2 separate regions of the Mus musculus genome follow, and region 2 is linked to region 1. Evidence: chromatin loops called from intact Hi-C (ENCODE). Cell type or tissue: left cerebral cortex. All regions are shown on one strand. Links, peaks and the distances in the headings refer to the core of each region. The heading gives the core; the rest is flanking DNA.

Evidence for each region. Hi-C counts contacts between places; a loop is a spot of excess contacts. Peaks named below come from ENCODE experiments on the same cell type or tissue, not always from the same donor. Only the 100,000 strongest peaks of a DNase experiment are listed, where the experiment ranks them.
Region 2: it touches region 1 in a loop (2.1-fold over the local background); 5 of 42 quality-filtered maps call a loop at or near these places.

The regions. Positions count from the first base shown.
Region 1 is chr4:45,179,276-45,189,961 of GRCm38, forward strand. Frmpd1 (FERM and PDZ domain containing 1) reads left to right here and starts at 5,631. Exons shown (of 16, transcript NM_001081172.2): 1 at 5,631-5,682. In left cerebral cortex, for the core only: a CTCF peak has its summit at 5,467; DNase peaks (open chromatin) are centred at 4,711, 5,371 and 5,898; H3K4me3 peaks cover 2,317 bases; H3K27ac peaks cover 1,042 bases.
Region 2 is chr4:45,265,666-45,276,351 of GRCm38, forward strand. It overlaps Frmpd1 (FERM and PDZ domain containing 1), which reads left to right. Exons shown (of 16, transcript NM_001081172.2): 8 at 2,804-2,929; 9 at 4,235-4,354; 10 at 5,465-5,601; 11 at 7,413-7,539; 12 at 7,694-7,789; 13 at 8,647-8,829; 14 at 9,585-9,732. Among named protein-coding and RNA genes, the nearest start is that of Trmt10b, 26 kb to the right of the region's middle. In left cerebral cortex, for the core only: no CTCF peak of the experiment used is centred there; a DNase peak (open chromatin) is centred at 5,602.

The sequences.
Region 1 (10,686 bases), core at 3,431-8,430:
GGAGAACAATAGGGTTGTAGCAGTGTGTGGTAGAGGACAGCTGTTCATATCTCAGCGAATCAGAAAGCAGAGAGCATGTTGGAACCAGGAGCCAGCCTACAGCATCCAAAGGCCACCCTGAGGGACCCACTTTCTAAAGGTTCCTTGATTCCCTCAGACAGCAAGCTCCATCAGGGGGGGAATCAGCATTCAGAACAGGAGCCCGTGGGGGACCCTTCCCATTCAAGCTATAACATGGACTTTCCAGCCCATCTCTGGTCCCCGGATTTTATGACTAGATGATTCATTCTCCAGAAGGGAGCAGGGATGTCTGTGTCTTCATTCTAGAATCTGGGGAGTAAGAGCTGTTGTTTTTAACACCAGCATCTCTCCCTGTAGAGCAATAATTCCTCTCCTCAGGCCATCATGCAGTCTTCATGACAACCGGCTCGTTCGTTGCGAGCATAGCAGCACCTCTCTTTGTGACTAGATAGCATTAACTCTGGCTCCCTTAATCTCAAAGAATCAGTCAACAGAGGGTTCCCAGGGGCTGGGCTGTCATCAGATACCTTTCTTTCTTTCTATGGAGGAAAAGCTGTGACTCAGAGCAGTGGCTTACTGCATGACAAAGAAGGGAGAGCCAGGGCGTAGAGCTCTGGTGTAGATCTCATACAGAGGTGTTTCTTTTGCTTGTTGCGACATAATCTTGCTATGTAGCCCAGGCTGGCCTAGAACCGAGGATCCTGCTCCCTAAGCCTCGAGAGTGCAAATACAGCTGTGCTCTACTCTGACCCCTTGAGAGCCGGCTCTCTCTTTCTTCTAATGGTCTCCTGCAATACTCTTAATAGTTCATGGGTCTTAGTTCTTTGATGCAACGGCCTTTATTATGGTTCTTCATTAAGAAAAGTTTGAATAGTAGCCAAACTACAATATTCCTCATCAAGTGTGTCTCTATATTAAAATTATCCACTTCAAAGGGCTTAAGTACATGACGGGCACTCAGCAAGGCTGGAGGAGTGAATGAGTACCAGCTTGGAAACCCATTAAGGAAGCTCACTCTGCAGATCTGAAAGAGACCTAGAAGATCAGGGGACTCCATGTCTCTGTGCTGAGCCTCCAAGCATGAGTGGATGTATGCAAATAGAAGACCACTATGACACCTCTCTTTTGGTCCTACTTCAGGCCACTGTGGTTCCTTTCCACCTATCCTGCTTCTCATTATTTTGATGGGAAGGTATTTAACGTTGCCAGTACACTTGCATTCTGCCACACAAATTAAGCAAAACACTACTCCATACAGAATGGCGGGGTCGTGGGTTTATTTTTTTTTTAAACCCTATGAAATGCGGTCATTACGAAGAGTGCGCCTCATCCTAAATCTCTGCGACAGTAAAGCTGAAATGTGAAGCAGTAAACTGTTCTATTTTGGGAACAATAGATGTGCAGTCAGGAAGAGCTGGGCGTTCTAAGAAGGCAACTGTATAGAAATGCTCACTAGTAAGTCCACTCTTAGGAGTATTTGAATGCAAAGAAGATTAATAGAGATAAAGGGAAGGTATGGGAACTTAGCTGATGACAAATGGAACCCTCACCACCACAGAGAGAGCAAACTTTGAGTTGAAATGGTACTTAAAGGAAATAAATTAAAGCCTCAGATGTTTCAGTCAGGAAGTCTCATTAGGATGCAACACAGAGTCTCATTATGGGTTATTACATGGTGTCACTAAAAAAAGGCACGGCATCCGATAGGGGCAAGGCACAGGCAAATATCAGTCTTGCTGTCTCATTCTGGGAGATTACAGCATCATCCAATGCTGTCCTCGCATCAGAAATGACTCTTCTGGGTGACAGAGGAGGATGCTGGGAGGGATTGATACTGAAATGACAGCTGTTAGGGTCAAGCCTTGAGGACCGTGTATACCTATATGATATCTACATCTATATATGTGTATATGTGTGTGTATCTGTGTGTATGTATGCTTATAATATTTGCTGAGTTATTCATTCACTCAGACACACTTATGGCATACTGAAAACACAAAACCTAATTAGGCGTTACCTTTCTCAAGAGGTCCCCATAAGACAGACATGTTACCAAACCACACACACGTGACCAAGTTTGACGGACGTACAAGTGTACCAGATGTGCAGAGGGAGACTAGGGGGCTTGAGGAAAGCCTTAAGCTAAAGATGAAGAGTTTGTCTATCCAGTGGGGAACTAAGGAGGCCTCCTACAGGGAGGAAAGCTCTTGTGTAAAGTCTTTGGTTATGAGAAATTCTGAATCCTGTATGAATGTCAGAGCAGCTGCTTTAATCGTTAGTAAGGTACTTACTCATTGGACTAACAGATTCCTTCTCTGTAAACAGAGCAAGCCACACGGTTATAAGCGGTTAAAATTGACAGCACTGGCTAACAGGCTACCCCACCCCACCCCCGTCCCAAAGCTGAATTTAGATCACTGTGGGTTGTAAGCATTGCTGTTATGCTTCTTTTCTAGAGGAAGAAACTCAGAAGTGAGGTTCTAGAACTTTCTCCCAAATTATACAGGGTTAAAAAAGTAGCAGCATTGGGATTTAAACCCAGATACCTTGGCTCAAGTCTATATTAGCTTTCATTGCATGATATAGTCTAGGAGCATAGGTGTTTGGTGGTCAAGTGTGCAGTGAGTAGAAATGGGCCTGCAGCCATAGGAGAGCATAAATTGTCGGGTGTGGTGGTGCATACCTTTAATCCCAGCACTTGGGAGGCAGAGGCAGGTGGGTCTCTGAGTTCAAGGCCAACCTGGTCTACAAAGTGAGTTCCAGGACAGTCAAGACTATGTAGAGAGATGCCATAAGACTTAATCAGCAGGTGAATCCTCAGGAGACCTGACATGTGTTTAGAGACTGTAGCAGCACTGGAAGGAGGAAGGAGAAATTGATGAGACAAGAGGTATTACTATAGCCTTTGTGAGAAGCAGCGAGACTGAGCTGGAGAGAGCCAGCTCAGTGGCTAAGAGTATGTACTGCTCTTGCAGAGGACTGAGTTCAGTTCCCAGTACCCATGTCAGGTGACTTGAAATAGCCTGTTACTCCACCTCCAGGGATCTGATGCTTCTGGGCTCCATAGGCCTCTGCATGTTCATGCATGGGCATGCACACACAGACACACACACACGCACTCACTCACAAATAATCATTAAAATTAGGCTATCAACTGAGTGTAAGGGATGGTAAGGAGACAGTGTGGACTGGATTTAGTGACCACTACGTATGAGGTACAGGAAGAGTAAGATGACTATTTGGTTTCCTGGTTTGATGCCTCTAGGAAGATGGTACCACCATAAGTAGAGACGGAGAAACATAATTTAGGGGAAAGATGTGAGTTTGAGCCTGGGGCCCTGGAGGACCATTTGGGAGTTCAGCAGGTGTTTGTGTGTCCGGGTTTGGAGCACAGAAGAACCACCTGACTTGAGTCACACAGCCCATAGGAGTCAGACGCAGAAAGACAAATAATGCCTTCTCTTATGTAAAAGGTAGATTCCATACTTGTGTGTAAAAAGTGTACACTTAGCCGGGCATGGTGGCACATGCCTTTAATCCCAGCACTCGGGAGGCAGAGGCAGGCGGATTTCTGAGTTCGAGGCCAACCTGGTCTCCAAAGTGAGTTCCAGGACAGACAGAGCTATACAGAGAAACCCTGTACACTTGAGAATTCAAGATGAAGAGAAAAAGAACAGACCTGGAAGGAGATCGGGATAGTGATGGCTAGTGAATATGGTCAGAGGGTACGATGATGTCCTTGATGGCATCTATGAAGCCTGGCACACTGAATACATTCTAATAAAATTAAGGAAAAGAATTGTTCCACAAGGGTGAAAGGAGGAAAACAGCCTTAAGGCAAAGAGTGCCTGGCACTGTGGGACCCACCAGAACGGCAGATGTAGGGAGAAACAGTGCAGCAGGCTGTCAGGGATGAGCGTGCAGGGGGGCATCCCACGCAGAGCAGAGCCTCTGAAGCCAATGACGGCCCTGTGTGAAACATTATCGACCCAGGCAGCTAGGAAACTGTGAGGGACAGGATCTGACCTGATGGGAAATTTTTGTTCTTGCTGACAACAGGGCTGGGTTCTTATTTTCCTGTGTGACAAGTGCCCCATTGGTGTTTAATCTGGATTGTGCACATAATCTCCATCCACGGTACAGTCTTTCAGTTTACTGTAAATCGTCAGTTCATAAGCTATTGCGAAATATATTTAATTTTCTTAAAGCTGACTTTATACCCACCATGCTTCTGTATCTTCCGTTTCTTCCCACTTCCCCCAGTGGTGCTAACCCTGGGTCCTACTACTGGAGGCTAGGGACCTGGTGGGTGCTGGAGTTTCTGTCTTCATCAGGCCAAGGGCTGACCTGTTGCTTTGCCCACTTGTCACTGGATTAAGGATCTTGTCTGTGCTCATTTGATTCCCAGAGTGGTCTAATTTGATAATCTGGTGGCAACAAGATTGCCACCTTCTATCCTTAAAACTCCTCCTCCCATGATAGCTAAGGATAGCACGGAATACTGACCAGGAACTGCCTCCTCTAACTCTTCAATTCTGCTCCCTTTCTGCTCCTGTTTCAGTGAAAGCTGCGATATCCTGAGAGCTTTGTTCTGGTCCTCTGGAATGCTTTCCCACACTCTAGTTGGCCAACTCCAGTTGTTGTTCAGAGGCACCCCCTTCAGTAGGCGGGATGGTGCTACGGGCACCGGATCAGCACTTTATTCAATCGGCTAGACTGTACTAGGAAACAGTACCAGGTTTTTCTGGAGGCCACTTCTCCAGTGTCTAGCACAGCGTAAGCCTGGGGGTGTAGCTATTCCATCTTAAGAGACTTGCATGGGGAAAGAGGTGGTAGAATTGTAACATGGGAACTGGGTTACTCGGCTTGGGGGGTGGGGGCGGGGATCAGAAGGGGCATGGGTGCAGAGCCCCAGGGTATCTCAGTAGTTTAAGGCTTCTAGATCTTCCGAGCCCCCTCCCCCAGAACAGAAGGATTGGGGGACTATGACTTCTCAGGGCAGAGACGGGGTAGTGGTCAACAGTGCCTAAAGTGAGCCCACTCTCTTCCACTGCCCTCAGCAGGAGAGACTGGGGAGGCAAGGACTGGGAGACAAGGGAAGTATAAAGATCCTCTGTGTTCCCCAGGGTCTCCTACCGCGGGGTAAGAAAGCTGGGAAGCCAGAGCTTAGAAGGGGGGTCATTCCGAGTTCCAGCTTAGGCTGCTGGCCTGGGTGACCTTGGGGTGTCCCTTTCCCCTCCCAGCCTCAGTGTTCCCGTGGGGACGCTGCGTATCCCCCGGCGGGTGAGTTGGGGAAGGCCAGCCGAGGCAGGGCCTGGGTGGGAGCAGGACCGCCCACTGCGACGGCCCAGGACCTCAGGAGCCCGCGTGGGCGGTGCGTGGGGCTCCTCCCCCGGGGCGGGGGTCGCGGCGCCGGCAGCTGGTGGCCCCGCAGCTGCAGCCTCAGCACCTGCCGCCGCCAGACGGCGCGGGCGCAGCCGGGCCCGGCCTCTCCCCCCTCGGGCTGCAGCCGCGGCGCGGGAGGCGGAGCCGGAGCCGAGCCGGAGCCCAAGCCGAGCCGCTGCCCGAGCCCGGCCGGCTACCGTGGCCGCCGCTGGGCGGGGCGCCCCAGCTACTGCTCCCGCCGGCTCCGCGTGCACGCGGGCGGCGCCTCCTCCTCAGGTAAGGGCGAGGCCCCCCGCGCCGCCGCAAAGTTTTGGGGATACCTGGATCCCCACAGCCCAGGCCTGCGTCTCTGGGAGCTGCTCCTTGGCTTCTTCCGCGCCGCCCTCCACGCTGCGCTCCCGGGTGACCCGCTCCACTCCTCGTGTCCCCTCTCCCGGCGTCCGTGGCGTGGCCGCCAGCTTGCTTGGGACCTGCAACGGTTAACTCTGTGCATGGGATCCGTGTGCCTTAAGTTTCCGAGGTCTGCACGGTGTAGTTGTGGGAGGAGCGACCAGCCGCGAGGCAGCCCTGGGTTCAGGTGCGGCCGCAGCCAGCGCCAACTTTCTGAGTGACCTCAGATGAGCCCTGCCTGTCCGGTCTCCACTGCCATACCTGCACCAGAGTGGGTTGAGCTGTTCGCCCGGACGATCGGCTGAAGCGTCACGCTTGTATTGCTCTGTTTTGAGTGGGGGGGGGGGTGCCCGAGAGTGTGTCAGCTCCAGAGCTCATGGGGAGTGGAGAGGAATGTTGAAGACCTACAGAAGTCTGTATTGGTGGGGAGGGACAGGTCGCGTCCCTAACCCGCAGCAGCCTTGACTGAGCTTAAGGATGGGTGTGGCAATGGCCTCTGGAAATGGAGTAGCTGCAAGGGCTAGGTGTCCCAGAGCCATCCTGGCTGTGTGACCTTGGGCAAGTCCACATTTTGAGGCTGGTTTTGGTGCCTCTAAGGTAGGGTGAAAGTAGTGAGATGTTCTTTGAGGTCAGTTACTATAAAACTCTACAGAAGGGGAGTCTCTGAGCTCTGGTTTGCAGGGTCAGTTTGGGTGGAGCCATTAATCCATCAAGAATCTATCCAGCACTTACAAATTGGTGTTTGGAAAAAATAAAGGAAGCATTTGGGGTTTGCTCTAGGAGTCTCAAAATAGACATGGCAAGGGTTGGTGAGAGCGCGCCTTGCTTACTCCGGTGCATTGGCCGTCATAAAATATTCAACGACATAATGATTTGTTTTCAAAGTGGCTTATAGATCAGGAAATGTTTCTGTTTGTGAGGTGGTTATTTATTTATTTATTATTTTTTTGCCAAAACCTCTCAAAATTGAGGGGGGAAGATAATGCCCTGTTGTAGGGCCCTGAAGGAGGCTAGTGGATGCTTAATTCCAGTCTAAGGGGAGGCTGAGATGTTTTACAGTTCTGGTTATGGAGACTCGCTCTAAATCAGGAGTCCTCCGGTGGGTGTTGCGTGTCCATGTCCATGGGGCTGCAGAGGCCCACAGTTCAGAAAAGACGTGTCTTGACTTCCGGGATAGGTGAATTCTGGTGTAGCCGGAGCGAAGTTGAGAACGAGATACCTGAGCGTGTGTGATAGAAGGTGAGATTTGTCCCACTGCCCAGTATCTTGTGCTGCAATTAGTGCGCCCCAGTGAGAAACATCTCGTGGAAGCAGTTTTGTTTGATTTCCTTCCTAGACATGCTGGTTTTCGGTTTCAGGCTTTCGGAAGTCAGAAGTCTGGGGAGAGGGAGTTTTGTGACAGGGTGGGGTTGTGATACCTGCGTTTGCCTTTCCCAAGTGCCACTTGGAATTGGAGGCTCACTTGGCCCTGCCCCCAGAGGCATTCAAACACAAGCGTGACTCTCTTCATCATCTAGTGCTTGGTTCTCATGGAAAGAGATGAGGAAAACTACTGACAGGGTTCTCTGCTGCGTGGGCTAAGGGTCTCAGGAGGAGTAGAGACTTAGACCATGGGGCTTCTGGTCATCCCTTGGGGCTTGTGCAAACTGTGAATTCCAGCTGGAGAATTGGAGGAGCTGCCCCCCAGGAAGGTAGAAGGAAGGCAAGGGTCTCAGCAGGGAGGTCATTTTCATGGAAAGGAACTGGATGACCACTGGCTAGTAAAGTTCAGGTCAGCAAGGAGCATGGAATCCAGTGGAAGTGCAGAGCAGGCAGAGCCCTCTGAGAGCAGAAGATAGGCAGAAGTGCCTTGGTCTCCGCTTGGGATTTGGGTCCTCTGAGTTTCACTCTTCTCATTTATCAAAGGAAATTAAAGATAATTGTCAATGCACAAGATAGATCATAGGTAGAAGCGTCTATCATGGTGTTTGTATATAATAGGCATTTGGTCAGAATTGGATCCCTCTGTAGTGTGTTCATGGGCAGCGAGTTCGGTGTGTTGCTGTGCACTCGTGGAATATAAAAATGGTGTCTTTGTCTTAGTTTCTGCCTTGACTTAGAACCTTCCTACCAGGGCTGTGACAGCATGTTCATTCTCAGGGAACCTCCTGGTCCCAGAGATGGGCACTTGTTATCTGGAGGGGGCTCCAATCTGATACGGACATGAACAGCTTCCAGTGTCCTGTAAATACTAAACGTGGTGGAGGTTGCAGATGGGTTAAATCAGAAGCCTCGATCCCTGCCTCCCACAAGCTTATCACTGTGTGCTCAAGGACCCAGGCAGAAGGATTTGACAGCCAGTTATAAACATGTCAACTTTGTCCGTATACACTGGGAACTGGGCCGTGGCTCCCTTCTGCTTTTGTGTAGGATGCTGAACGTTCACAGTGGTCAGAGAAGAACAGGACAAACAGTGAGAAATAGCACTCACCACTTTATGTCTCTGCTTAGCACAACACAGCCTCTGTGCACTCCCTCCCTGTGCACTCAGCAGTTATTCACAGGATGGCTACCGGGAGCCAGAGGGTTATTCTAGGAATACAAAAGGCAAGATCTCTGTCTTGTTGAGGTTTATATTCTGGCTAGAGAAACAGACGAAAACAACTAAATACATAAATAAGGCAATTGCAGGTTATGCTGGGAAGGAGATACTCGGGGCTAAGAGAACGTGTATAAGAGAACGTGATGAAGTGTGGGGACATTAGGGATACTTGTCTAGGTCCCCAAAGGATCTTGGGAAGGGGCTGTGTTGAAGCTTCCTGGAAGAGAGTACAGATTTGGGCCATACTGCCTAGATTAGCATATTAGCCCTTATCCTCTATGTATTCTTCCTTTAGGTTATCTAGTACTTTAAAAAAGAGTGTGTGTGTGTGTGTGTGTGTAGCATGCATGCATGTGCACATGTGCCACAGTGCATATATGGAGGTCAGAGGACAAGACAACTTGTGAGAGTTAGTTTTCTCCTTCCATTGTGTGGATTCTGGGACTTGAACTCAGGCTGTAGGACTTGGTAGCAAGGAGCATTTTTAGTCTGGCCCATCTCAACAGCTCCAGGTTATTTGATCTTCTGGGGAATTCTTTATTTGCTTACTAGAGGATTATAAGGTTGTTGTGAGAGTTAGATGTTGATACATATAAGGTACATAGAAGAGGGGGCTGGGAAGGTGGCTCCATAGGTAAAGCCACATGCTGCCAAGTCTGATGACCTGAGTTCAGTTCCCGGGGTCCACGTGGTAGGAAAAGAGAACCGGTTCCCAAAAGTTGTCTCTGACTGTCATGTGCATGCCACGATGCATTCACACACGTGTGTCCATGTGATGTGTGCATGCATACACACGCATGTGCACAGAGCACTTGCACACAGGCAAGTAGAATAAATTATGTATGTATTGGATTTATTTTATGTGTATGAGCATTTTGCTTGCATGTCTGTCTGTCTGTCTGTGTATCATGTGTGTGCCTGGTGGCCTCAGAGGTCAGAAGAGGGCATCGGGTCCCCCTGGAACTGGAGTTATGGATGGCTGTGAGCCTCCATGTGGATTCTGAGATTTGAACTCGGGTTCTCTGCAAGAGTAGCAGGTGCTCTTAACCGCTGAGCCATCTCCATACGCCCTAATTTGAAAAACAACAAACAAACAAAAGAGTGCTCAGTCTGAGAATCCTGTATTGATAAACTCCAAATAAAAGATGCTAAGGAGTATCCCAGGTAGAAGGAACAGCAAGTCCCGAGGCCTGAGGGTCTCGATGTGTTCAGGACTGAGGGGGCCTGCCTACACAGATGCCAGTCCCTCAGTACTTACTGGACACATTCTGGCTTAAGCTCTCCGTATCTGCAGCAGAGAACCACGGAGAACCAGGAGTTTGGAGAGGGATCAGCAGGTTGTAGCACTCGCTCGAAGCTGCTGCTGCTGTGCTTGGGGAATGGCACGCTCAGTCGCCATTCAGGATGCCTTGTCCTCTCTCCCTCCACTGCCTTCCCTCTTCTTGCTCACCCCTTCCTTTTCTCTTAGTGCCCCACCCTCTGTCATCTTCCTCTCGTCCCTATATATCTTCCCCTTTCTAATGAAGGGGCAAAGTCGTGCCCCTTAGTTGCGAACCAATATATGAAGAGAAAGCTTGGGTGGGGCTGAGTATCTGGCCGTACCAACCTTGGTACCAAGCAAATCAGTGGCCCTGCGTCCTGGTCCTTACTCCCTGTTTGTCCCAAGCTGGAGACTCCACAGCAGAGGGCAGGCGGATAGTCATCTAGCACATTGAGGATATTCACCTATGACCTTGTCCTTTTGACTGTTCCTTCTTAATTGTGATCACCTGTCCCCATGCCCTGACATTTAACTTCCAAACTCTCTCCAACTCCCATCTTGGCAGGCTCACTTTGAATGTCAGGCTTCTGCCAGTTCTTACTAAAGTGTGACTCTCATCACATCCTGTCCTTTCTCATCGACTTCATGTGGTCTTGTGTTGGAAGTTCAGAGTCCTCAGAGTCTTCAGCCTCATAGACATGACACACACCCTCCTCTTTCACACACACCCCCGTTCTCCATTCTTAGCCCCCCCCCCCAGCAAGGCTTTGGCCCTCTTATCTCATCTCTGCCTGGCATGTGCCTAGCCTGAGAACTCTTAGCTATACTTGGTGAAGACCAAACTCAAGTCCTCCCTCCCCTAGGAAGCGTCTTTCTAATCGTCGTGTCTAGGGTGCTCATCAATGCCTGATCTCCTACTGCCCTTGCTACTGCTCATGGAGAAGCAGTTGCTTGGAAGATTTCTGGGTGTGTAGTTGCCTGTGCATACAGAGACAAGCCAGAAGAAGCCCCCGGAGTGACAGGTGCGGCGCTCCACTTCTCCCCACTC
Region 2 (10,686 bases), core at 3,454-8,453, 86 kb after region 1:
ACTGCCTGGCTAAGATACTATTTCTCTAAAAAGAAGGCGAGGGAGAAATACCATGGAAGGAATGGTTCCATTAGCACTTGATACTTGAGTGTCTATTAAACTGAATTTGGATTTAGGCCCTTTGATCCTGGAAAGCCTTGACTGTTCTCGAGCAAGCGGGGAACCACACAGATGTGAGCCTAGCCAAGGGCCTAGAGCAGCGGTTCTCAACCTGTGGGTCATGACCCCTTTGGGGGTTGAATGGCCCTTTCACAAGGGTCACACATCAGATACCCTGCATATCAGATATTTACATTACAATTCATAACAGTAACAAAATTACAGTTATGAAGTAGCAACATAATAATTTAAAGGTTGGGGGTCACCACAATATGAGGACCTGTATTAAAGGGTCGCCACATGAGGAAGGTTGAGAACCACTGCTTAGATCTACATGATAAAAGACCAAATAAAAATATTTTAGGTTTTGAGGGCCATCGGGTCACTTTCAACTTCCCTATCATAGTGGCTGGTGTGTGGCTTTGTTCTCTTGAAGAAATCAGCAGAGAGCTCTATTTGCCTCATGGCTGCTGTTTGCCAGCTCCTGTAGCTGCAAGGTGGAAACTGCTGGATGGCAGAAGGGTCCATTGAGCAGCCCTATGCCAAGACAGGAAATACATATGGGCTTTCAAGGCAAGGGAAGATGGGAGAAGGGACCGGCAGAGTCAAGAGGCATGCTTGCCAACCAGTCAAAGACCAAAGGGCCAGTGAAATACCTCGGCAGGTAAAGCACTTGCCACCAAAACTGACAACCTGAGTTTGAGTTCAGAATCCACACGGTTGGGGCAGAGAATAGATCCCTGCAAACTGTCCTCTGACTTCCACAGACACACTGGCTTGTACGCAACCACAAACAAGCACAGAAAATTAGTGAATGAAATGTAACAAAGTAAAAATAATTTTCATAATTCACCAGTCAGTCTGCAATGCCAGAAGTGTGTACATTCATATTCCATCATAATTGTACAGTCAAGAGAGAGTGATGGGGCTGTCTGCTGCGGTAAGCACCATGCCTGGCACACAGTAGGTGCCAAATTAATGCTGTTGACTTGCAGACACAGATACTGTCTTCGGAACTTAGTCACCTCTTTAGTTGTGGAGAGTAATGGAGCCAGCAGTGGGGGCACTGGTGGTCAGGAGTCACAGGGAGCAGGCAGCCCTTCACAATTGGGGCTTTCTAAATCTGAGGTTCTGAGTTCTGTAGTGCGTCCACAGTGATCATTTATCAAGTGACATATTTTTGAGCATCTCTAAGGCCTCAAGCATTGGAGTATAACAGACCCCAACTGTGCTGGCTAGTTTTATTACAGCTTGAGTAGGCTAGAGTCATCTGGAAGGAGGAAACCTCAGCTGAGAAAATGCATCCCTAAGATCTGGCTGTAGGACATTTTCTTAATTAGTTATTGATGGAGAGGGCCCAGCCCATTGTGGGTGGTGCCTTCCCTGGGCTGGTGGTCCTAGGTTCCATAAACAAGCAGGTTGAGCATGCCATGAGGAGCAAGCCAGCAAGCAGAAACCCTCCATGGTCTCTGCATCAGCTCCTGCCTCCAGGATCCTGCCCTGTCCTGACTTCCTCCAATGATGAACAGTGCTGCGAAAGTGTAAGCTGAGTTAACCCTTTCCTCCCCAAGTTGCTTTTGGCCATGGTGTTAATCATAGCAGTAGAGACCCTGCGTAAGACTCCAACATTGGGGAGGTCTACACTGTCAGCGAGTTGCTGTCTATTAAGGTAAAAGGAAATGAGCAAGAAAACAAATGTTAGAGGTGAGCGAATATAGAACACTGCCTGCCAGGGACTGTACTAAGTGTCTTCCGTGGGAAAATGAATACATACAGAAGTTCAGATGACAGGTGTTAGTGTCTACCAAAACAGAGAAAAACCACACAGAGAACTGCCTGGGAAGTCTCCCCACTCATCGGTGTCTACAGATACAGTGATCTGTGGAGGCTCAGTGCCAGTCTAGAACCCTTTCATGTATCTGATATACTGTCTTTTACAGAAAGAACGTTGTTTATTAAAGAAATGGACAGTAACTAATGATGGGGGACTAAACATGCCGGAGGAGCTCTTGCCTAGTATATGTGAGGCCACAGGTTCAATCTCCAACCAGAGATCTTCCTGCAACTGAGAATAATAGGCAGGGTGACATTTAGATACAGTAGCCAGATGGAAGCTCTCTGAAGAGGTGAGTTGTAAGTCAAACTTAAAAGGGCAGAAACAACCTTGTGGAAGATGATGAAAAAAAGTGTATACGTCAGAGGGAAGAATGTCTGTGAGTGCCTGAGGCATGTGACATGACAGGGGACACTGGAGAGAAAGACGGGTGTGGCCTGGTGGCTGTGGAGCCTCTGCACAGCATTATCTGCCTTTCCATCTTGACAGCCTCCCCCGCAGTCTGTAGGCATTGTTATCTTCCATTTCAGAGGAAGAAACTAAAGCCAACATCTCATAGTCACATGAGGGAACTGGGAAGATTCTGTGCAGAAAGCAGTTGGTGCAGACTGGTAACTCTCAGAGAGTTTCTATCCAGACACTGAGGCAGGAGACTGGTATCTCCCCCATGGAGGCTGCATCCTCCCAAGAAAAGCAAGATAGATTGCTGCCCTGAGTGGTGCAGGGCCGTAAAAGGTCCAGCATGGGGGCTGGGGCCCTGCCTGTGTTAGCAGAGGACACAGCAGCACCAGCTTCTTCTACTGGGGAAGCTGTAAGAAGGCCTGGGAAGTCTCCCACTCATCAGTGACCCCTCTTCCCCTCTGCTGCCAGGACATCATCCTCACGGTGAAGGAGAAGCTGTCCATCCGAAGCATCGAGTACTTTGCGCTGGCCCTTGAGGAACAGTACAGCATCTCCCGCCTACACCTTCTGCATGAGGAAGAGCTGGTCCAGCAGGTAGGGAGGCCAGGCTTCTCAGCCACTGCAGGGCTGGATCGAGTACACTCACTCGGCCAGGGTAAGAAGGGCAAGACTCTGGCCTGGTTTGCATCTGTTCCTATGAGGCATGCAGGGCATAGTCCAAGATGCCCGTCTTCTAGATGTGGAGGCTTAGCAGGGTAAGGTGGTTTTCCCCAGTCACGTATCTGACAAAGTCTTTTGATTCAAGCTTTGATCATTTTTCTGGCACCCTGCTGTCTCAGAACTATTAGGGATCATTGGTTGCTGTGTCCAAAACTCTTTCTGTGGCATTGCCCCACTGAGAGGCAACCGTCATGATAGGACAGGACAAACAGCCAGTCCTGTGCCACCCAGTCCTTCAGCCATGCAAGAAGTTGTAGCACAGAATCTTTAAAGTCAAACATGGGTCAGTTCAACAAATCATTGTAGGGTGTATTCTGAAGAGATCAGTAGACATTCTACAGTTGGGGGAGGAGAGGGCTCCTTCAGCAGGGGAATGGAACAGGGAAGCCTCACCCTTGGGGGCGGGGGTGTCACTCAGGCTACCTCATTGCAAGTGAGGCATGACCCAATCACCACTCGCCAACTGCTGCAAACTCTTAAAAAATAATAAAGTGCAGAAGTGTACAAGCTCCATCTTCACTTGTGGAAATCAACACTCATTTGCATTCCATCCTCCTGGCTGTGATCAAATCCCCGTCAGGAGCAACTTAGGAGAGGAGAGAAGTTTATTTCACCTTGGAGTTTAGGAGTTGCAACGCATCGTTGTTGGCATGGCAGCAGGAACAGTCCTTGTCCGTGATGGTGGGAGCTTATCACAGGTGGTCACATTATAGTGGCAGATAGGAAACAGAGGGACCCAAGATATGCCCCTGGGCCTCAGAGACACTTTCTCTCCAAGCAGGCCCTACCTCCTAAAGCTCCACAGCCTCTCAAGACAGCCCTTCCCACTCAAGACCACATGTTGGAACATGTGCTGGGGAGAGGGGACCTTCACATTCAAACCACAAAGCAAATTGTCTTAGACTGTACCTGGGAGAACATTGAGATGTGGGCATGGGTTCCTAGACTGTCCCTTGGGAGGACATTGAAATGTGGACAGGGATTCCTCTGACAGAAGAAACAACACTCTTTGAATCTTTCACATTCCACACCATGGGAAAGAAAATCAGGCTAAGAGAGAAGGCTGTGCTGTCTTGGGGGGGAAGACTGAAATAGAACAGCGGCCTCCCTTTCTCTCTTCCCTGTGAAGCCGCTTTATGGAGAGCGGCGAGGTCACCTTATTGTCTTTGCCTTGGGCAGGTGGTAGAAAGGGAAGAATCCCAGGACTCCCGCTGCCTCTTCAGGGTGAGCTTTGTGCCCAAGGACCCCCTGGACCTGCTGAAAGAAGACCCTGTGGCATTTGAATATCTCTACCTTCAGGTGACCAGGCTGTGCTTCCTGGGGTGCCAGTGGCCTCAAGGACGCATCGCATAGTTGGGTTATTCTGGGTTGGTGGCAGCTAAAACAGCTCTCCCGAGGGATGGTCTCTTTCTAGAGAACAGTGGGTCTCATTATCCCTCCCCATTGTTCCTGCTCCAAGTTGCTGTAATGGGAGATTTGCAGTAGACTAATCAAATTTAGGCTTAGTCCTCAATGTAGATGATACACTTTTCTAATACTATTAAACGCTTTATCCTTTCCACTTTTATTGCAGGATGGGGCTTTAGTGCTGCAGAAACTCATGTTAGAGATGACGTAACCAGGTCTTAGAAGGGGAATGTGTCCGATGTCCCTACTTAGCAGTAGAGCCAAACCTGGTTTCTTTTCCTTCCTTCCTTCCTTCCTTCCTTCCTTCCTTCCTTCCTTCCTTCCTTCCTTCCTTCCTTCCTCTTGTTTTTTGAGGCATTATTTCTTCTGTATAGCCCTGGCTGTCCTAGAACTAGCTCTGTAGACCAGGCTGGCCTTGAAGATCCTCCTGACTCTGCGCCTGAGTCCTGGGATTAAAGGCATCTGCCACCATGCCCAGCTAGAAACCTGGTTTCTTGACTTCTAACTACGCCTTGTCCTCTATTGCCTAGAGTGAAATTACTTTCGTTATTTTTGTTTGGATGGGAAGAGTCGTCTGGGAGATGTCACCAGTTTACAGTCCACTGGGGTGTAAGGCTGGCCTAAGTCTTACAGAAATGGGGCTAGAAAATCGTAATAGCAGCCACCACACCACCAGTGCATTGTACTTGCTTAAGATAGCACTGTGTGATTTATGCTCACATTCCTGCATATAATCTTTTCTAAACCTCCCAGAAATCAAATAATACAGATCATATAGACAGTCAGTATGCGATTAACAATGGAAAACACTATACTTAGTCTGAATGTAACTCAGGTCACAGAGCCAAGTCCTCAGAGCTGGCTGCTGATCCTGCTGCTCTGACCGGAAAGAAGTGTGTGTGTGTGTGTGTGTGTGTGTGTGTGTGTGTGTGTGTGTGTGCGCGCGCGCTCGCGCAATGTGTATGCTCTTGTTGCCTAGCTGCTCTGTGTGATCTCTTGCAGAGCTGCAGTGATGTACTCCAGGAGCGCTTTGCTGTGGAGATGAAGTGCAACTCTGCCCTCCGGCTTGCAGCCCTGCACATCCAGGAGCGGATCTATGCCTGTGCCCAGCCACAGAAGATCTCTTTGAAGTACATAGAGTGAGTGGCAGGGGGTGGCAGCTGTGTCACATTTGGGACTGCTGGCTCCTAGCCAGGATGGCCAGACTCCAGAGAAAGCCGATACTCACCCATCTGCCTTTGTCTCTCTATCCATTTCCCTTTACCCAGCCTGGCTCCCTGTCTGGGTAGAAGCCATTTCCTCTTGCAGTTACACAGAGTCTCCTTGTAAATTTCCAGTCCCTGAAAGAATGTCTGAGGTCATCAGCTGACAACTTCTGAGGGCAGGGATGTCTTGGAAATTAATTTTCCCAACAGGTGTGAACCAATTGGCTATGGCATTATGCCTTCCTCCAAATGGGGGATGCTTCAAGTCCTACGATCCATGTTCCTCTCGATTCTTAGCTCAGAGAACTAATATCCGTTATGTTAAGCCCCTCCCCAGGTCTCTGCTCTAGCTTGTCTGGGTATCAAAATCAAATGGAGAAATCAGGTTTTAAAAATAGAACAGATCCCTGGTATAATGAGTCAAGGTGCAACTTTAGGGGGCTTCTGAGGCTTCTAGGCTAATAATGTTCTAAAGCTTAGCCTCAGGATTGGCAGGTGCGCTCTGTGGCAAGAGTGTTGAACCTAGCTCAGTGGCAGAGTGCTTGCGTAGCATACGCAAGGCCCTGAGTTTGTTCCCTAGCAGAGGGTACGAGACTTGTTCTTATATGTGGATGGTCACGCCACTTATTTTTGTTATTAAAAGGACTGAGAACAGGCCTATTGGAAGGCCTTGCAGGTAAAGGCCCCTGCATCCAAGCCTGAGTCTGAGTTCAGTCTCAGGACCCATATGGTAGGAAGAGAGAACCAATTCCCACAGGTTGTCCTCTGGTCACTACACATGTACACACTTGCTAAAATACAGCAGTTTGGGCTCCCCTTTTTAGAAGTTTAACTTAGTGTAGACACACAATATATGAATGAAATGGAATTTTAAATTAAAAGAAAGATGGAGAACTTCTGCTTTGATTCATGAAATATCCCACACCAAGACCAGTCATTTTCCAGACCAGTCAGGAGGTCCTAAATGCAGAATGTATATAATGTATATCATGTGTGTTTATGGGGAAAGCCCCTCACTCTGTCTCTCTCTCCTTTAATAGAGAGATATACAGATAGAGATAAGTGAAGATATGGACATTGTCTTAGTTCAGGCTTCATTGCTGTGAAGGGACGACATGACCAAGACAGTCTTATAAAGGAAAACATCTAATTGCCGCTGGTTTACAGATTCAGAGATTCAGTTCATTATTATCATCAGGGTGGAAAGCATGGCAACATACAGGCAGACATGGTGAAAGAAGAGGAGCTGAGAGTTCTACATCTTGTTCCAAAGACAGGCAGGAGACTGTCTCCCTCGGGCAACCAGGAGGAGGTTCTAATTCCACACTGGGCGGAGCTTGAGCACTGGAAGATACCCCTGAAAGCACACACCCACACACCACACACCCACACACCCACACACCCACACAGTGATAGCCTTCCTCCAACAAGGCCTCACCTACTCTAGCAAGCCTACACTTCCTAATGGTGCCCACTCCCCATGGGCCAAGCATTCAAACACATGAGTCTACAGGGGCCAAACCTACTCAAACATCACAGACATCCCTTCTCTTTCTTTCTCTTGCTTTTTCCTCTTTCTGTATCTACACCTCTGCCTGTCTCTATTCCTCCCACTAGAGAAAGGTACTCCTAATTGCTGTATGTCAGAGCTCTATATCTGAATTCTGTGTCATTGGCTCTTTGTTGGAACCAAGTGCAATGTAAACATGTGAACATGAGTCCTTGTCTCCAATGTCTTGCGGCAGGAAAGACTGGGGAATAGAGAATTTTATATCTCCAACTTTACTCCGAAATATGAAAGGCAAAGACATCAAGAAAGCCATTAGCTTCCACATGAAAAGAAACCAGAATCTGCTAGAACCCCGGCAGAAGGTAAGGCAGTCTAGCCTCTGCTGACCCGCCCAGCTTTCTGTTGTGAAAAATCTTGGGGAGGTGGGGGGGAGGGAATCATTTTCACCATTGCCTAGATTTTAGGCAAGTAAATAATTCTGATTTCAGTAATTTTTTTTTTTTTTGTCTCATAAAGCAACTTATTTCTGCTGCTCAGCTACGCTTAAATTATCTTCAGATCCTTGGGGAACTCAAGACGTATGGTGGGAAAGTCTTCAATGCCACTTTGATGGTATGTACCAGACAACCATAGACTCCTGCTTGCCCAGGACCTTGAATATCTGCAGATTGGCAGATATGTATTGGGCCCTGGCCTGGAAGATGCTATGGGAGGCAGAGCTGAATTGGTTATAGTTTCTGCCCTCAAGGATGAAGTAAGCTAACCCACAGACAACGCCATGATGCAGGCTGTGGTCACTGTTGGGAGAGAAGAAGGGTGGAAAGATAAGATCTGCTACTGCTAGCTGAGTCTGGGTCCAAGAAGAAGAAACAGGGTCTCAGGCAGCCCAGGCTGGCCTCAAACCTGCTACCTGAGGTTGACCTGGAACTCATCCTCCTGCCTCTGTCTTCTACGTGCTGGGATTACAGGGGTTAAGAGCATGCACTGCTCTAGCTGACAACCTGAGTTCAGTTCCCAGCACCTACCTTGGACTGTAGCTACAGTTCCAGGGAATCTAACACCCTGTTTCTGGCTCCTGTTGGCACTGGACTCAAATACATAGAAACACTTATTATAAACATAATTTCAATATAGTAAAAAAAATAGTTTACAGGCGATACATTTATTTTTAATTTAGCTGTGGGTGGGCCCCATGAGGCGTAATCTCGGGGAATGGTGACGAGGGCCGCACTTAGGAAACAGACTCGGCAGAGAGAGAGAAGCAACGCCTGGCACACATTGGAAGCCCAGAACTCTGGAGAGAGCATCAGGAGGACCATAAACATGAGGCCAGCCTGGGCTACACACCAAAACCATTTCTGAAAAAAGAAAAAAATAAAAGTTGTAGAGAGAGACGTCGTCATGTACAGTGTGTTTATATTTTCACAAGCTTGCGAATAGAAACTGATTTCCCTTCCACCCGTCTGCAGTTACAGGATAGAGAATCTTACATTGCCCTCCTGGTTGGGGCCAAGTACGGGATTAGCCAGATCATCAACAGCAAGCTCAACATCATATCCACGCTGGCAGAGTTCGCCAACATCAGCCGCGTGGAGCTGACAGAAGAGTCTGAGAAAGTGAGCATGGTCAAGGTCTACCTTCAGGACGTTAAGGTAATCGGCTCACAGCGGAAGAGAAGGGGCCTCAGTTTGGCTCCTGGAGTTTGGTGCTAAGTATTTGAGGGTAGTTTGCACGAGCTTTGAGCAGTAGGAAAGCCCACTGCTGATCTGGCTCGAAGGATCTGCCTCAAGTGAAGAGCAGCAAACGGAGCCTGCATCATCCCAAGACGCTCTTGACAAGGGTTGGCTCTGTTTGTTAGGCCCTGTGTATGATTGAAAAACCCTGTACCCAGAGTTTGTTGGGTGAACTCTTTGAAATGGGTAAACAGTTCAGGGTGCCTCCTGATGCACAGTGGGCATGCCTAATGTATACATTGTCTCCTTTCGTTCTATCCTCTATCCCACCCTACCCCCCATGCCCCATCCACCCAGACCCTTAAAGACCTTAGCTATCAAAAGAGAAGGCAGAACCCAGCCTGGGGCCTTTCTGGAAGGTCCTGTGGTCACTGTCCCCTCCCTTGATTTCATCCACTGTACCCAAGAAAGGCACTGTGTGTTTACCACCATGTCTTCATTCTCTGTCATTCTTCCACCTTCCCCTTTGAGAGGTATGGTCTCAGGGGCTAGCTGTGTGGGTGGTGCAGGTAGGGTGGGGTGGGACAGAGGAGAGAAAGAAAGGAGGCGATGTATAAAAATGTGGGCCGCTAGGGGCCAGTCTGTAGACATGGCTTAGTTTCTCCCTTTGGCCCCATACAGCCCTGCTGTATCTGGGTCCTCTACAAACAGAAACTTTCTATTCACCTTCACAGGTTCTGACTTTGTTGCTGGAATCCAGCAGTGCAAAAGACCTGGCCTGCTTGATCGCTGGGTACTACAGGCTGTTTGTGGACCCGGCCAACTCCGTCTTCCACTGGTCTGGAAACAGACGGCCGACGCACCGGGTATCCGCTGAAGAAGGTGAGGTGCTGAGTCTTTCCCCGGTCAGGACAGGCCCGTTTGTTTCCAACCAAGCAGTTAATCTTCCTTAAATATTAGAGGCATTTTCTTGGTATTTGGAATTCTCCTAAATGCCAAGAGGTGCTAGGTCTCTGATTCCCTGTAGAGTTTCCCAAAGCAGTCTCTAAGATCTACTGTATCTTATTTCTCAGCAAAAGGAGACGTCACTTTTAGAATGTGGGAGACTTGGTTCTTGCTGTGCTTTTGCTCTCTTCTCATTCTCTTGAAATGTGATAGAAATTCTCAGCCTTACATGTTTAGAAGAAAGGGATACCTGGAGCCAAAAGAGACTTGACCTTATATCACGTAAAGAATGAAGAAGTCGGATGGGGACAGAAAAATAAAAGGACAGGGGAGACAGACAGGTTCCCCAGGCAGCTTCAGCTGCCATCAGACCTCTGCTTCAGCTGTTGTATCGATGTGGCTTTTCCAAGGCAGTCCTGATGATGTTTAACAGCTGCTCTGTAGGGGGAAACCCTGACCTGAAACAAGTACCCGACACTCCCACCAGCACCACCATTGCCAGCTGCCAGCATGGTTTGCTGATGTGGACATAGCCAGCTGTGCTCAGGATCTCACCATTTTATATATAGCGTTTCCTCCACATGGGCAAAATAGGCATAGATCGTCCCAGAACAGATGACTGGAGAGAGAGATGCAGTCATCCGTGCTATCTGCGGTAACCACGGGGGATTCCACAACCTTTGGTGCTTACTAAAATTCATCCACGTTCGATCCTTTCCATGAAATGGTATATAATTTATATATAACCTACACGTGTGTGTAGCCAGTCTCTGCTATTTTGTAGGTTCTTCCTTTCCCACCCTTTATCCCCCTGGTTTCACCCTCTGTCACTAGATAGGAGAGAAAGAAGGATAAAGGAGATAGAGACAGAGACAGACAGAGAGAGAGCGT